Linked DNA regions of Homo sapiens: region 1 is linked to region 2. A link is an interaction called in ENCODE POLR2A ChIA-PET data of the cell type or tissue named here. Cell type or tissue: endothelial cell of umbilical vein. All regions are shown on one strand. Each heading gives the region's core, and the rest is flanking DNA. Links, peaks and the distances in the headings are about the cores only. Region 1 has its middle 97 kb from the start of TAMM41. Region 2 has its middle 18 kb from the start of VGLL4.

The links. ChIA-PET counts read pairs that join two places held together with the same protein. Peaks named below come from ENCODE experiments on the same cell type or tissue, not always from the same donor. Only the 100,000 strongest peaks of a DNase experiment are listed, where the experiment ranks them.
Region 1: POLR2A ChIA-PET joins it to region 2 with 5 read pairs; 2 of 35 experiments call an interaction of 5 or more read pairs at or near these places.

The regions. Positions count from the first base shown.
Region 1 is chr3:11,745,945-11,754,277 of GRCh38, forward strand. It overlaps a transcript of TAMM41 not described here. Among named protein-coding and RNA genes, the nearest start is that of TAMM41, 97 kb to the right of the region's middle. In endothelial cell of umbilical vein, for the core only: no CTCF peak of the experiment used is centred there; no DNase peak of the experiment used is centred there; H3K27me3 peaks cover 143 bases.
Region 2 is chr3:11,658,034-11,666,366 of GRCh38, forward strand. It overlaps a transcript of VGLL4 not described here. Among named protein-coding and RNA genes, the nearest start is that of VGLL4, 18 kb to the left of the region's middle. In endothelial cell of umbilical vein, for the core only: a CTCF peak has its summit at 4,563; a DNase peak (open chromatin) is centred at 3,958; H3K27ac peaks cover 785 bases.

The sequences.
Region 1 (8,333 bases), core at 237-8,236, 88 kb after region 2:
GTGTTGGCAAAGATCTGAAGAAATTGGAACTCTCATATACCGTTTGGCACTTTTTATAAACATTTAAAAATTTAGGCCGGGCGCGGTCGCTCACGCCTGTAATCCAAGCACTTTGGGAGGCCGAGGCAGGTGGATCACGAGGTCAGGAGATCGAGACCATCCTGGCTAACACAGTGAAACCCCGTCTCTACTAAAAATACAAAAAAATTAGTCAGGAGTGGTGGTGGGCACCTGTAGTCCCAGCTACGCTGAAGGCTGAGGCAGGAGGAGAATGGCTTGAACCCAGGAGGCGGAGCTTGCAGTGAGCCGAGATCGCACCACTGCACTCCAGCCTGGGCGACAGAGTGAGACTCTCTCAAAAAAAAAAAAAAAAAAAATTTAAACATGCACTTACCATATGACGCCAGAAGTGTACAGTGAGCTGTTTACCCAAGAGAAATGTAATGTTACTAGAAGACTTGTGCACAAATGTCAGAGCAGCTTTACCAATAAGAGCCAAAAGCTGAAAATAAGTTAAATGTCCATCAACAGATGGACATCAAGAGATAAACAAATTGGGGAATATTCCTGCAATGAAATACTACTGAGCAATAAAAGAACTACTGATATACACAACATGGGTGAATCTTAGAAACATTATGCTGGGGGAAAAAAAACATATATCAGAGGCTATATATTCTAGGATTGCTATTTATTATTAATTAATTTATTTATTTATTTTTAAGGCAGAGTCTCTCTCTATTGCTCATGTTGGAGTGCAGTGGTACAATCACAGCTCACTGCAGCCTCAAATGATCCTCCTGCCTCAGCCTCCCGAGTAGCCGGGACTACAGGTGCACATCACCATGCCCAGCTAATTTTTTGTATTTTTTGTAGAGACAGGGTCTCAGTATGTTGCCTAGGCTGCTCTCAAACCCCTGGGCTCAAATGATCCTCCTGCCTCGACCTCCCAATGCACTGGGATTATAGGCATGAGCCACTATGCCAGACCCATGCTGTATGATTCCATCTATATCTAGAAATTCTAGAAAAGACAAATCTAATCTGTGGTGATAGATATTAGATCAGTGGTTACCTGGAATAGGGCTTAGGAGAGAAAGACTACAAAGACGTGTGGTAGAACTTTATTTATTTATAAGACGGAGCCTCCTTCTGTCACCCAGGCTGGAGTGTAGTGGTGTAATCTCGGCTCACTGTAGCCTCTGCTTCCCAGGTCCCAGCAATTCTCCTGCCTCAGCCTCCCGAGTAGCTGGGACTACAGGCGCACGCCACCATGCCTGGCTAATTTTTGTATTTTTAGTAGAGACGGGGTTTCGCCATGTTGGCCAGCTGGTCTCCAACTCCTGAACTCAGATGGTCCACCCACCTTGGCCTCCCAACGTGCTGGGATTACAGGCATGAGCCACCATGCCCGGCCAGTGTGATGGAACTTTCTAGACTGGTAGAAATAATTTATATATTGATTGGTGGTTACATAGGCATATGTGATTGTCAAAAGCCTTTGAACTGCACACTTAAAATATATCTAAATTATACTTCAAAGATGGGGCACGGTGACTCACACCTGTAATCCCAGAACTTCAGGAGGCCGAGGTGGGATGATTGCTTGAGCCCAGGAGTTCAAGACCCCTGGGCAATATAGCGAGACTCCATCCCTACATAAAATTCCAAAAAACTAGCTGGGTATGGTGGTGTGCGCCTGTAGTCCCAGCTACTCAGGAGGCTGTGGGAGGACTGCCTGAGCCCAGGAGGTTGAGGCTGCAGTGTGCTATTATTGTGCCACTGTACTCCAGCCTAGGTGACAGAATGAGACCCTGTCTCAAAAAAATTAAAAAATAAAAAATAAGTTATACTTCAATAAAGTTGAAAAATATTAGTGGGACGCAGATGAGAAGTGTCTATTCAAGTCTATTCAATATTTACTATTTATTTATTTATTTTTTTTTTTGAGACAGGGTCTTGCTCTATCCCCTAGGCTGGGGTGCAGTGGTTCAATCTCAGCTCACTGCAACCTCTGCCTCCTGGCCTCAAGAGATCCTCCCACCTCAGCCTCCCGAGTAGCTGGGACTACAGGCGCACACCACTACACCTGGCTAATTTTTGTATTTTTTGTAGAGATAAGGTTTCTCCATGTTGTCCAGGCTGGTCTCAAACTCCTGGACTCAAGCAATCCACCTGCCTTAGCCTCCCAAAGTGTTGGGATTACAGGCGGGAGCCACCACGCCCAGCCTCTATTCAGTATTTATGAATCAAACACGAGTATCTCCCTCTTCAGCCTCAAAGTAATTCACATGTCTCATATTAATATTAATATTTTCTGTACTCTTTTATTTATTTATTTATTTATTTATTTTTTGAGATGGAGTCTCGCTCTATCACCCAGGCTGGAGTGCAGTGGCATGATCTCGGCTCACTGCAGCCTCTGCCTCCCAGGTTCAAACAATTCTCATGCTTCAGCCTCCGAGTAGCTGGAACTACAGGCGGCTGCCACCACGTCTGGCTTTTTTTTTGTATTTTTAGTACAGTGCAGTGGTGTAATCCCTCCTACCTCACCCTCCCAAGTAGCCGGGACCACAGGCATGCACCGCCATGGCTGGCTAACTCTTTTATTTTTAGTAGAGACGGGGGTTCACCATGTTGCCCAGGCTGGTCTCAAACTCCTGACTTCAAGTGATCTGCCCCCCTCAGCCTCCCAAAGTGCTGGAATTACAGGCGTGAGCCACTGCACCTGGCCTGTTTTTTGTACTCTTAAATGCAGCAGTGAAATAACAGAGAAGGAAAAGGGACAGAAACTGACATTTTTGAGAGCTTTACTTTCTGTAGGCGCTATCAGAGGGGTCATGTGGATGGTGTGGTGGAGAATGTGAGATTTGTATCTGTGACAATGAGAGCCTGGAGGTCCCAGGGGTTCCTGCTTGGAACTTTCCCATGTGTTATCATTTAACCCTCAACACCCTGGGAAGTAGATTTTTTTTTTTTTTTTTTTGAGATGGAATCTCACTCTGTCACCCAGGGTGGAGTGCAGTGGTGCCATCTTGGCTCACTGCAACCTCTGCCTCCCGGGTTCAAGTGATTCTCCTGCCTCAGCCTCTCAAATAGCTGGGATTACAGGCATGCACCACCACACCTGGCTAATTTTTGTATTTTTAGTAGAGATGGGGTTTTGCTATGTTGGCCAGGCTGGTCTCGAACTCCTGACCTCAAGTGATCTGCCCACCTTGGCCTACCAAAGTGCTGGGATTACAGGCATGAGCCACTGCGCCCTGCTAGAAATGGATTTTTATTGCACTCGTGTTTACAGTTGAGCAAAGAGGCTCGGATTTGTTAAATTACTTCCTTGTCACATAGCCAGTAAGTGGTGGAACCAGGACTTGAACCTGAAGGTGTCTCTAGAGTCCATAATCATTTGACTACAAAACTGGACACTGGAATCTTGTATTCATAATCCTTGGGTCCTGGCCACCAAAGCCTGTTTCCTGTGCTTTACAGTGATCAGGGTCCCCAGGAGAGCCCTCGAATTCTGTGCAACGCCAACCTACATGAGTAAGACATGGAGAAGCCAGTCCATTGTTTAGTACTAGAGTTGCTCAGGCTCTGTTAACTGACCTTTCTTTCTGTTCTCTTTCTTTCCTTATTTGTTTTTATTTAGTTGTGTTCAACACAAATCAATTCCATACCATGAAGTTACTATGAATCAGAGCATAAATACACAAACACAACGTGCAATGAGAAACAGATGCAGGACACCCAGATATGAAGCGGAAGGGAGGGCTCATTCACACCCACAGTGCCTGGAGATCCGCTGGGTCTGCTTGTTCTCATGTTGGCTTCTAGGGATGGCAGAGCTGGCTTTGGTTAGTGAGACCCACTGTGGCCATTTGGATACCGGAAATCTCTGCATGCATGTGTACTCATGTGAACCAAAGGCTTCATGGAGTGTCAATTTCTTTTTCTTTCTTTTTTTTTTTTTTTTGACGGAGTCTTGCTCTGTTGCCCAGGCTGGAGTGCAGTGGCACGATCTGGGCTCACTGCAAGCTCCACCTCCCGGTTCATGTTATTCTCCTGCCTCAGCCTCCCGAGTAGCTGGGACTACAGGCGCCTGCCACCACGCCCGGCTAATTTTTTGTATTTTTAGTAGAGATGGGGTTTCACTGTGTTAGCCAGGATGGTCTCGATCTCCTGACCTCGTGATCCGCCCGCCTCGGCCTCCCAAAGTGCTTGGATTACAGGCGTGAGCCACTGTGCCCAGTCGGGAGTGTCTGTTTCTAAGAAGGTTTCTCTGGACTGGGGCCATTGTGAAAGATTAACTTTACAGAATTGAGCCTACTTTAGGCTCAAGACTAACCCTCTACAGTAACCCTCAGGTTCTAACCATTGAGGGACAGGGCCTTACTCTGTTGCCCAGGCTGAAGTGCAATGGTGTGATCATGGCTCACTGACTGTAGCCTCGAACTCCTGGGCTTAAGGGATCCTCCTGCCTAAGCTTCTTGAGTAGCAGGGACTACAGGCGCATACCACCATGTGCGGCTAATTTTTACATTTTTTTGTGGAGATAGGGCCTCACTATGTTGCCCAGGATGGTCTTGAACTCCTGGGCTCAAGCAATTCTCCTGCCTCAGCCTCCCCAAACTCTGGGATTACAGGTGTGAGCCACTGCGCCCAGCTTCCTCTGAAATATTGACTGCTACTGACAGATCTGGAGAATACTGACATCATTCTGGTGGCTGAAGTCTTGTGGCTTGGATTCACATCATAGCTCAATAAAATCTGTTTGAGAGCCTGGGTATCCACAAGCTAAAGTCCAGTCTATCCTCAACTCACCAGGTGCACAGGCTGACAACAGTTTTATTGGTCAGGACTCTTTTTCATTCATAAGGAGACTTTATTGATGCATGGAACTGGCATGTTCAGAGGGAACCTGCTCTAGATGGGGCTCGCTCCTGTCCCCAGGCCTCCATCCCTCTCTCCTTCTCTCTCCCTTCTGGAGGGCTTTATCTGGCAGTGCCAGGCTGGATAATGTCTAGCCTGGACAATAAGACATCGTCCAGGGAGCACAATGTCAACCACAGGTCCAGGGTGCACACTCTCATCCCACAATGCCCGGAGGAAGAGGAGGAGTCCTTTCCAGAAGCTTACAGATGATACTTTTTTTTTTTTTTTTTTTGGACACAGAGTCTCACTCTATTGCCCAGGCTGGAGCACAGTGGCGTGATCTCAAATCACTGCAACCTCTGCCTCCCGGGTTCAAGCAATTCTCCTGCCTCAGCCTCCTGAGTAGCTGGGATTACAGGCATGTGCCACCACACCTGGCTAATTTTTGTATTTTCAGTAGAGATGGGGTTTCACCATGTTGGCCAGTCTGGTCTCGAACTCCCGACCTCAAGTGATCTGCCCGCCTCGGCCCCCCAAAGAGCTGGGATTACAGGCATGAACCACCGCGCCTGGCCAAGACTTTTCCTTATGAGCCCAAGCAGCATCTTCTTGGACATCCTTAGCTCTGATTTGGCCCCACGAATAGCACTGAGCCAAATGCCTCGGGAGGTAACCCTGTTGTGTCCAGTCAGAGCCTGCCGTGCTGGGGCCAGGCCTACCGAACCTCATGGTTGAGAATGATAGAGAATGAATCTCTCTGAGGACAACCAGGGCACTGTTGGCAGAAGACAGGGCCAACCCTGGAGGGCCACCAGCGTATTTCCTCCAGAGCTGCATCCTCCTTACCTTGAACTGACCGGCTTACCCCCGAAGTGTGTCAAGTCTGGACACTGCTCAGGCCTTAGATTGTGAAACTCCCTGCCGCACTTGCCACTGCTGATCCTTCTTGAAATTCTCTACTTTAATGGTTCTTGACCCTGTCTGTCTTCTGACTACGTTAATGTGGAGAATTTTGCACTTATCGATAGCCAGGGGGTTCAGATATGCTGGGTATGAGACTGGGGTAGGGGTCAGGTGTCTGTTTGCTTACAGAGAGTCCTGGGTGACCTTGATGCAAGTAGCTCCAACTAGGAACCACTAGGCTTCTGTGGCATCACCCTCTCCTGGTCCACTGTGCAGGTATTTACTGAGTATGTGAGGGACACTCAGGCAGGTGCTAAGCATCAGAGATGAACAAAACAAGGTCATTGTGTGTCCGGAGTTGGTTCCTTCCGGTGGGTTTGTGGTCTCCCTGACTTCAAGAATGAAGCTGCGGACCTTCGCGGCGAGTGTTACAGCTCCTAAAGGTGGTGTGTCCGGAGTTTCTTCCTTCCAGTGGGTTCGTGGTCTTGCTGACTTCAAGAATGAAGCCATGGACCTCGGCGGTGAGTGTTACAGCTCTCAAAGGTGACAGGGGCCCAAAGAGTGAGCAGCAGCAAGATTTATTGTGAAGAGCAAAAGAACAAAGCTTCCACAGCATGGAAGGGGACCCGAGTGGGTTGCTGCTGCTGGTGGGGGGTGGCCAGCTTTTATTCCTTTATTTGTCCCTGCCCACATCCTGCTGATTGGTCCATTTTACAGAATGCTGATTGGTCCATTTTACAAACCTCTAGCTAGCCACTGAGCGCTGATTGGTGCGTTTTACAATCCTAGCTACAGAGTGCTGATTAGGGCATTTTACAATCCTCTTGTAAGACAGAAAAGTTCTCCAAGTCCCCACTCGACCCAGGAAGTCCAGCTGGCTTCACCTCTCAATTGTTCTTACAAAGCTTTTTTTTTTTTTTTTTTTTTTTTTTTTTTGAGACAGGGTCTTGCTCTCTATCACCCAGGCTTGAGTGCAGCTGTGCAGTCATAGCTCACTGCAGCCTCCAATTGCTGGGCTCAAGCGATCCTCCTGCCTGACCCTTCAGAGTAACTGGGACTACAGGTGCTATAGGCGCATGCCACCATGGCTGGTTAATTTTTATTTTTTAATTTTTTGTAGAGATAGGGTCTTGCTATGTTGCCCAGGCTGGTCTTGAACTCCTGGGCTCTAGCGATCGTCCTGCCTTAGCCTCCCAAACTGCTGAAATTGTAGGTGTTAGCCACCACGCCTGGCCCATATGAAGCTTATATCACAGTGGGGGATGTTGAGAGAGACAACTAAATGAGTACATGTCCGAAGGGGTTCAGATAGTGCTGTGAACTATCAGGATGAAGCTGATAGGAGGAATGAAGAAAGTCAATCAGGATGAAGTGATGGGGGAATGGAGAGCTGTCTTAGATAGGATGCTCAGCACTGGCTGCCCTGGCCAGCGCAGTGGCTCATACCTGCAATCCCAGCACTTTGGGAGTCAGAGGCGGGAGGATCACTTGAGCCCAGGAGTTCAAGACCAGCCTGGGCAACATGGTGAGACCCCCATCTCTACTAAAAATACAAAAAAAGAAAAAATAGTGGGGCATAGTGGTGTGGCTTGTAGTCCCAGCTACTTGGGAGGCTGAGGTGGGAAGATCATTTGAGCCTGGGAGGCAAAGGATGCAGTGAGCCAAGAATGCACCACTGCACCCCAGCCTGAGTGACATAGCAAGACTGTATCCAAAAAATATAGGCCAGGTGCAGTGGCTCACGCCTGTAATCTCAGCACTTTGGGAGGCCGAGGCATGTGGATCACAAGGTCAGGAGATTGAGACCATCCTGGCTAACATGGTGAAACCCTATCTCTACTAAAAATAAAAAAAAATAAAAAATAAAAAAAAGTGGGCGTGGTGGCGGGCGCCTGTAGTCCCAGCTACTCGGGAGGCTGAGACAGGAGAATGGCGTGGAGACAGGAGGCAGAGCTTGCAGTGAGCTGAGGTTGCGCCACTGCACTCCAGCCTGGGCGACAGAGCAAGACTCCGTCTCAAAAAAAAAAATAAAATAAACTGGCTGTCTTGGGAGGTGATGAACTCCAGGAGGAGCAGACCTAAAACAGGAGTGTGCTTGGTGCACCCCAATAAAGAAGGAGATTGTATGTCTGACGTGAAGAAGGAAGGGCAAGGGGCGAGGAGGCCGATGACAAGATAAAGGGGGCATGGCCAGATCCCACTGAGTGCTTCAGGATGCAGCAAGGAGACCAGATTCATTCTCAGTGCAAGGGGCGGCCTCGTGTTCTCCTCACATCCCTGTCCATCTCTGTTTTTTGCCAGCTGCTGTTTCTCCACCTGCTCCTAAGTGCTGCTGTTCTCCCAGCTCCTCTCATTCTACCTGCAGGAATCTTGGTTACTTTCACGTGGTAACCGAGACCCCCTGCTCCTCGGCTATGGACTCAGGTATCAAACACTGGCAGGACCCTCTGTCTGTATATCCTGTGGGTTCCTCAAAACTTGCGCAAAGCCACCTAGCATCATCTGTCAATCTCCTCCACTCCCTGTGTCTCCAGCTCAGCTACCAACATGACCCACTA
Region 2 (8,333 bases), core at 282-8,281:
CGATCCTCCAACCTCTCAGTCTCCGGAGCAGCTGATACTACAAATGTGCACCACCACACCTGGCTAATTTTTGTATTTTTTTGTAGAGATTGTGTCTGGCCACGTTGCCCAGGCTGGACTGGAACTCCTGGGCTCAAGCGACCCACCTGCCTTGGCCTCCCAAAGTGCTGGGATTACAGACGTGAGCCACCATGCCCGGCTAAAACAAGTTTTTAAGAGGGAGAGAAATGAGCAAATACAGCATTGCACCTGCACGTTCAGGACTGTCTACTCCCCAAAGCAATAATCAAACTACCATATTTTATTTATAGCTGCTCTCAAGGCACAACTGCTTCCAAAGTACAAGCTAGAACATTTCTAGTTTGGTCTGGAACCACAAAGGAAAGGTACACCAACATGCTGTACCTTGGAAAGCTGACCTGTAAAACGGAAGCCTTCTTCGTAATATTTAACCAAACACAGGGCCTGACACCTTCCAGTCCTCTTCTGACAGATCACTGCAATATGTTTGCTGTTTTAATATCATGATTAATTAAAGAGCCAGCTGACAATTTTACAAACTAGGAAGGACACAGAGGAAACAGAATACGCGAACTATTCCTGGATCTTTCCTTTTATCCAGCCGGCATGTGGCACGCTATTCTTCATGAGTGAGAAAATCCATGCCCTAAATTCTCACTCATAAATGCATATTTAGTTAATATTGAACAAAAAGAAAATAGTCCAAATAATTTGTCAGATATGCACTTATAAAACGCACTGAGTCAATGAATGCAAAAATATTTTGAAGAGCCAAAAAGTGCTATCAGCTGCTAATAGAAGACACTAGACAAAGTACAGCATCTAGAATTGTTTTTATTGAGAGAAGAATTTTGCTGAGCCCAGAAGCAGAAACATCCAACATAGGTACCTAACACCACACACATACAGCACCTCCAGGCGTCAGGCACAACTATCCTGCCCAGAGTCATGATACAGGTGAACACCTAGAAGTTAAACCCAATATATATACAATTTCCATGCCTCTAAGAATTATTTACTTGTGTCTGGGACCCTAGACATACAGCAAGCAAGGCATTCAAACAACATGAATAGAGTGCCACGTTAACGAAGATCTCACTCCACTGGCCCAGAAGGGATTGGGATCCAAAGATGAGTAAGACACAGTCCCTGTCCTTGAAGAGTATATCACAGAGGGCAGAACATAAGACCTACAAACAAACAATAGAAGGCAGAGGGAGGACAAATCCTATTTTCTTTTTTTTTTTCTGTTTTCTTTTCTTTTTCTTTTTCTTTTTTTTTTTTTTTTTTTTTTGAGACAGAGTTTTGCTCTTATTGCCCAGGCTGGAGTGCAATGGTGTGATCTCGGCTCACCGCAACCTCCACCTCCCGGGTTCAAGCAATTCTCCTGCCTCAGCCTCCCGAGTAGCTGGGATTAGAGGCATGCACCACCACGCCCAGCTAATTTTGTATTTTTCAGTAGAGACGGGGTTTCTCCATGTTGGTCAGGCTGGTTCTTGAACTCCTGACCTTGGGTGATCCCCCCCGGCTCGGCCTCCCAAAGTGCTGGAACTACAGGCGTGAGCCACCACGCCCAGCTTCAAATCCTATTTTGAAGGGACTTGGGGATTTCATAAAAAAAGTGGCATTGGCATGGGCCCTTAAAAGAACAAGATCTCAAAGCAGGTTTGAGGAATGCGGCATTCTAAACACAGTACTTCAGTAGACACAAACAAAGTATTTGCTATAACCCATTGATTATTGCATGAGCAGATTAAGTGAATTTTAACTGATTACTAAGAACAAGAGTTCCGTAAACTGTAAAACTATTTAAAATTTCCCATCTTGGCCGGGCGCGGTGGCTCACGCCTATAATCCCAGCACTTTGGGAGGCCGAGACTAGTGGATCATGAGGTCAGGAGATTGAGACATCCTGGCTAACACGGTGAAACCCTGTCTCTACTAAAAAATATAAAGAATTAGCCGGGCGTGGTGGTGGGCACCTGTAGTCCCAGCTACTCAGGAGGCTGAGGCAGGAGAATGGTGTGAACCCGGGAGGCGGAGCTTGCAGTGAGTGGAGATCGCGCCACTGCACTCCAGCCTGGGCGACAGAGCGAGACTCCATCTCAAAAAAAAAAAAAAAATTTCCCATCCTGCCAGCCAGCAGTTAGCTAGAAGCAGGTTCTGATCTTGGTTCTGCCACAGACTGGCTGCGTGAGTTTAGGCGTGTTACAGAATCTCTCTGATCTACTTCTGCATCTTTGAAAAATTTGGATAATGATACAGCCTGACCATTCTCCTTTGATCATACCACTTTTCTCATGGCATTTAATATGGCCTACTATAATTACACATGGCTTTATCTCCCCTGTAGACCAAACCAAGAGCTCCTGAGGGCAAAGGCCTTTGCTTATTTACTCTGAAACGCAGCCCAGTGCTAGCTGTGCTAGCAGACACATTGTCAATGCCAGCTTCTACCCTTTCTGTTGGATTCCCACTTGCTATGAAAATCCTTTCCTTTGTTCTACAAAGTACACTGTTCTTCAAATCATGAAGTAACCCAGTTTCAAAATTTTAGTTTTACTTTGTAAGTTTCAGCATATCTCTATCCCAGTATGGTGGGGTTTCTTGTTGTTGTTGTTTTTGTTTTGTTTTGTTTTTAATATTGTAAATGTTATAGGTTTCAAAGATTATCTATTTGGGAACTTGGGCATAAACTCAACATATATACTTCTCATGCTTCCAAGTACTGGAAGCATGTGGAATCTGAGTGGAAAAATCATTTAAATTTAGCTTTAAAAATTAAAAAATTAAATAACGTTGGGATCCAAAGGAAAGACTCTTAAACTTTATGTTAACTGAACTTTCATTTCGGCCTTGTTTCCAATAGATTGAGAAAAAGATTGAATACCAAACAGCAACAAAAGCAGCCCATGATGCATTTCAGTGTCATCAGGGTGGCTGTGGGGCTGAATTGTAGGATTATGATAGCCAAAATTCTTTACAAAACTGAACACTACCCTGCTAGTTGATCGATTCAAACACAAAGTGTGAGCAGCAGTCAAAATTCCTTCTGTCCTAGAGAGAAGAAATGCCCTCAGGATGGAGGGCTGGAAAGAAAGCTCTCTGAGGCGGCTGACTGCAATGAAGGTTGCCAGTGCCCCCCGACTCCACCCCAGCTCCTCCCAGTCACAACCACTCAGCAGGCTGGTAACGCAGAAAGAACGATCCACATTGAAAACTGAGTCATCATGAGAAAGGCTCCATCACAGACAATGCAAATAAGGTACAGGACAAAGGAAGGAAAGGAATATTGCCAAGAAAAGGTCAATGAAGACACACCAGACAGCCAGAGAGATTATGCTGGAAAGAATTGGAAAGTTATGAACCAACATTTTTCCTTTTATTTATTTATTTATTTATTTATTTATCTATTTATTTATTTATTTATTTTTGAGAGGAAGTCTTATTCTATTGCCCAGGCTGGAGTGCAGTGGCATGATCCTGGCTCACTGCAACCTTTGCCTCCTGGGTTCAAGCGATTCTCCTGCCTCAGCCTCCTGGAGTAGCTGGGACTACAGGTGTCCACCACCACGCCCAGCTAATTTTTGTGTTTTTAGTAGAGATGGGGTTTTGCCGTGTTGGCCATGCTGGTCTCCAATCCCTGACCTCAGGTGATCTGCCCGCCTCGGCTTCCCAAAGTGCTGAGATTACAGGTGTGAGCCACTGCGCCCAGCCTGAACCAATATTTCTCTATGAGACTTTAAAAAATAGGCATAGCCTCCCTGAAACAGGAACTCAAATAAGAAACAGGACAACAAGGGGAGATTAAAAGATAGCAAAGTTCAGGGAAGAAATGAAGTTCAAGAAGAGTGAGGCAATCCCGGAAACGGATGCCGCACTAAACAGCAATAAAGGAAGTGGAGACACTGATGGAAACACAACCAAATATATGGAGGACACATTCCAGAAAATCCCAGTGATTGGCTCAAGAAGGAGCACATGACTCACAGACATTAGCTGCAGACTTTCTGGAACAAAGCCCAAGAAAGCTATCAGAAGAAACATTCTCCCTGGCTAACATTATGTCGCCAGCTGCTACCACGGTGGAAGTCAGCCCAAAGACAGGGCCACATAACAAGAAAACCCCAAGAGAAATGAAGGCAGAACCTGAGAACACCATGATCCTCTGAGTCAAACTGCACCCGAAGCCCACCAGACCTTCAGACTTTTCAGCTATGTGAATCACTAAATTCCTTTTATTTTAAAAAATTCATTAGAATAAGTTTTCCATTACTGGCAATTGAAAGCTTCTTGATACACTTAAGAACAGCTGAAATGAAAAAAGCAAAATGTTCGTAATTCTAAAACAATACATTGGGAAGGCAAACAACTGAAAAATTATTCAAAACAGGAGAATGTAGTAAGGTGGCTTATTATAAAATGGATTTATCAAAATCCAATATGAAAACAACATTTTATGTGCAGTAGGCACAATCCAATGGCCAACTCAAAATATACTCCCAATTCCCTTCTCCCACTGCCTCCACTAGAGGGACTGAGAAAGCTGAATGCTCTCTATTCCACAATTTCTCCTAACTAGGAGTGCCATGTAATACGGATCTGGCCAATGAGACAGGAACAGAAGTCTGCTTTGAGCTTCTGGGAAAGTTTTTGCTTTTCTTAATTAAAAAAGGCCAGATATGGCTCATGATATCTCATTTTCTCTCTCCTTGTCTTACTGCCTGGAATGCAAATGTGATGCCTGGAGATAAGGCAGCCATTTTGTGACTGTGACATGAAAAGCAGGAGAAGGCTACAAAATAAACAACAGTGATTACCTCAGAAAAACTAGGAACTTGAGATGGGAGGGACTTTCTTCACAAACCGAGTTTTCTTTTTTTAAAAAACACATTTTATAACATAAACTAGGAAATAAAATTATTTTGGAAATATAAAGGAAAGATTATTAGGGTTTGCTTGCAGTAGTTAGGAGGTTTCTGAGAGGGGAAGAGTAAAAGTTGGGAAAGCGAGGCAGCAGAGTAAAAGGTGATCAAGCTATGAAAACAACATGAGCCAGGAGTTTACTGAAGCAGAGTTTTTCAAAGTAGAAAGCAGTAGAATATACGAGTGAAAAGATAAAGGGGGCTGGAGGATGAGGATAAGCCAGACAGAAATCAGACCTGACTCTACAGTGATGGACACTCCTGAATAGTCCCTAGAGGTTCCTTTTTAGCAGGGCCGGGGAAGTGGTACAATAAAAACAAAGTTTGAAGTCCAGGATACAGAATAAGTTGGCGTTTAAAGCTAAAGAAAACAGAAGTGAAAATCAGAACAAATTCATCCAATTCAGTTCTCAAGATTTCAAGATTAAAACTGCAACATTTAACTGTAAGAATCCTAGGCAAGGCGCGGTGGCTCACGCCTGCGATACCAGCACTTAGGGAGGCCGAGGCAGGCAAATCACCTGAGGTCAGGAGTTTGAACCAGCCTGGCCAACATGGCAAAACCTTGTCTCTACTAAAAATACAAAAATTAGCCAGGCGTGGTGGTGGGCACCTGTAATCCCAGCTACTTGGGAGGCTGAGGCGGGAGAATAGCTTGAACCTGGAACACAGTGGTTGCAGTAAGCCGAGATCATGCCACTGCACTCCAGCCTGGGTGACAGAGCAAGGCTCCACCTCAAAATAAAAAAGTAAAATAAAATAAAGAAAGAATTTTATTGCTGTACACACTGAAGGGTTTGGACGGTTCTGTTATTACATACTTTCTTTACATATCCTTGTTTCTGAAGTAAGCAAAACAATGGAATTTAATTTCTCTATGCTGTAAGAAAACACATTTGTCATTTCTTTTTACATTTCATTAAAAGTAATGGCAAAAAACACAATTACTGTTGCACCAACCTAATACAATGTAATGTAAAAAGAAATGTAGGCTGGGCGCAGTGGCTCACAGCTGTAACCCCAGCATTTTGGGAGTCCAAGGCGGGAGGATCACCTGAGGTAAGGAGTTCCAGACCAGCCTGGCCAAATCTCTACTAAAAACACAAAAATTAGCCGGGCATGCTGGTGCACACCTATAATTCCAGCTACTTGGGAGGCTGAGGCAGGAGAATAGCTTGAACCCGGGAGGCGGAGGTTGCAGTGAGCCCAGATCGCACCACTGCACTCCAGCCTGGGCGACAGATCAAGAGTCCGTCTCAAAAAGAGAAAAATAAAAAAGAAATGCAGCTGCAAATAGAACAGAAGCTGGACACAGACTGGTCCCTGGAAGGAAGGCAACCAGAGTCCAGTGCACTACTTTTGGATAGGGAGGTAATCAAGAGAGCACTCTATGGGGAGTCCAAAGACCTGGACTCTGGTTTCAAGTCTACCTCTAGCTCCCATGTGGCCCTGGGCAATCACCTCTGCTTTCTGAAGCTCAGCATGCTCGTCTGTAAAATAAGGGAATTGGACCAAAAATTCGCTACAGTCCTTTTCAATTCTAAATTCTGTGAATAGTTTACTTCAGCCTTGGAGCTGGCAGGGACGGTGGCTGAGAGAAGAATCTGGGGACCAGGGCTGGAGAATCAGGGCTGAATAACGTGGGACTGTGCAGTAAGGGGTCACCCATGAAACCTGGAGTGTGTATCCATCTAATAACACCATTTACATTCTTGAATATTCCGGAAGTCCTACACTTAGGAAGAGGTACTACCAAATTCCCTATTTGCCCTGAATATGGGGACACATAAGAGCTATAGTAACTATAAAACATGTTTTATAGATCTTTTTTAAAATTGTGTAATTAGTGCCTTAATATGTATGACAAAGAGTAAAAATTCATCCAGCACGCCATGATCTTCAGCCAATTCATACCAGTAACTAGTGATCAGGCATCCCAATTTTCTTTTCTCTATTTTTTTTTTTGAGATAAGGTCTGGCTCTATCACCCAGGCTGGAGTGCAGCAGCAACTACTAGAGATTGTCTTAAATGTCTCTAGTTAATTTCTAAATCATTTTGATTAATTCCAAAATAAAGTTCCAAATGCTGTTCACCAAAATGAAAGCAATTTGAATATTTTTCTTTTTTTTTTTTTTTTTTTTTTTTTTTTTTGAGACGGAGTCTCGCTCTGTCACCCAGGCTGCAGTGCAGTGGCGCCATCTCGGCTCACTGCAAGCTCCGCCTCCTGGGTTCACGCCATTCTCCTGCCTCAGCCTCCCGAGTAGCTGGGACTACAGGCGCCTGCCACCACGCCTGGCTAATTTTTTGTATTTTTAGTAGAGACGGGGTTTCACCGTGTTAGCCAGGATGGTCTCGATCTCCTGACCTCGTGATCCGCCAGCCTCGGCCTCCCAAAGTGCTGGGATTACAGGCCTGAGCCACCGCGCCCGGCCAAACATCTTAATCCACTCTAAAAAGTCCCCCATATTGAAATCCCAACATGCCTTCATACACCTGCAGCTTCACCAAAGCAACTTCACACTGTGCTGCCAGCCACAGCCTGAGGCTGAGTGACTCCGGAGTGGCAGAAAGAGCCTGCTGAGCAGCTGTGGGGGAAGAGGGCATCCAGCATTGCTCCCTGCAAAGGAAGCCAAGTCCTGACCATGCCTGAAGGCGCCTGACAAAGTCTCCACAGAACACCACGGCCAGGAGAGGCTGTGACAGCACTCATTCATTCAGCATATATTTACTGATCACCTCCCAGGTGCCAGGCACTGTGCTAGGCACTGGAGATTCCACAGTCAACAAAATGAGACAAAACTCCCTCTTTTCGTGAGCTGCACATTCTAGTGTATGTGAAAGACAAATGAGAGAAATCAAAATAAAGCAGGAAAGTGCAAGCAAGGCACAGGTAGGGGCAAGAGACAAGGAAGGCTGCTCTGAGAAGGTGCCTCTGAGTGACGACAGGAAGGGAGGACACAATCCCCGAGGATTAGAAAGTTCATTCTGGGCCGGGCGCGGTGGCTCACGCCTGTAATCCCAACACTTTGGGAGGCCGAGGCGGGCGGATCACGAGGTCAGGAGATCGAGACCATCCTGGCTAACACAGTGAAACCCCGTCTCTACTAAAAATACAAAAAAAATTAGCCAGGCATGGTAGTGGGCGCCTGTAGTCCCAGCTACTTGGGAGGCTGAGGCAGGAGAGTGGCGTGAACCCGGGAGGCGGAGCTTGCAGTGAGCCGAGATGTGCCGCTGCACTCCAGCCTGGGTGAGAGCGAGACTGCGCCTCAAAAAAAAAAAAAAAAAGAAAGTTCATTCTGTGCTGCGGGAAAGCACATGCAAAGGCCCCGAGGCAGGAGGAGGCCAGCGTGACTTACAGGTCATGGAAGAGCCACAGTTCTTATCTC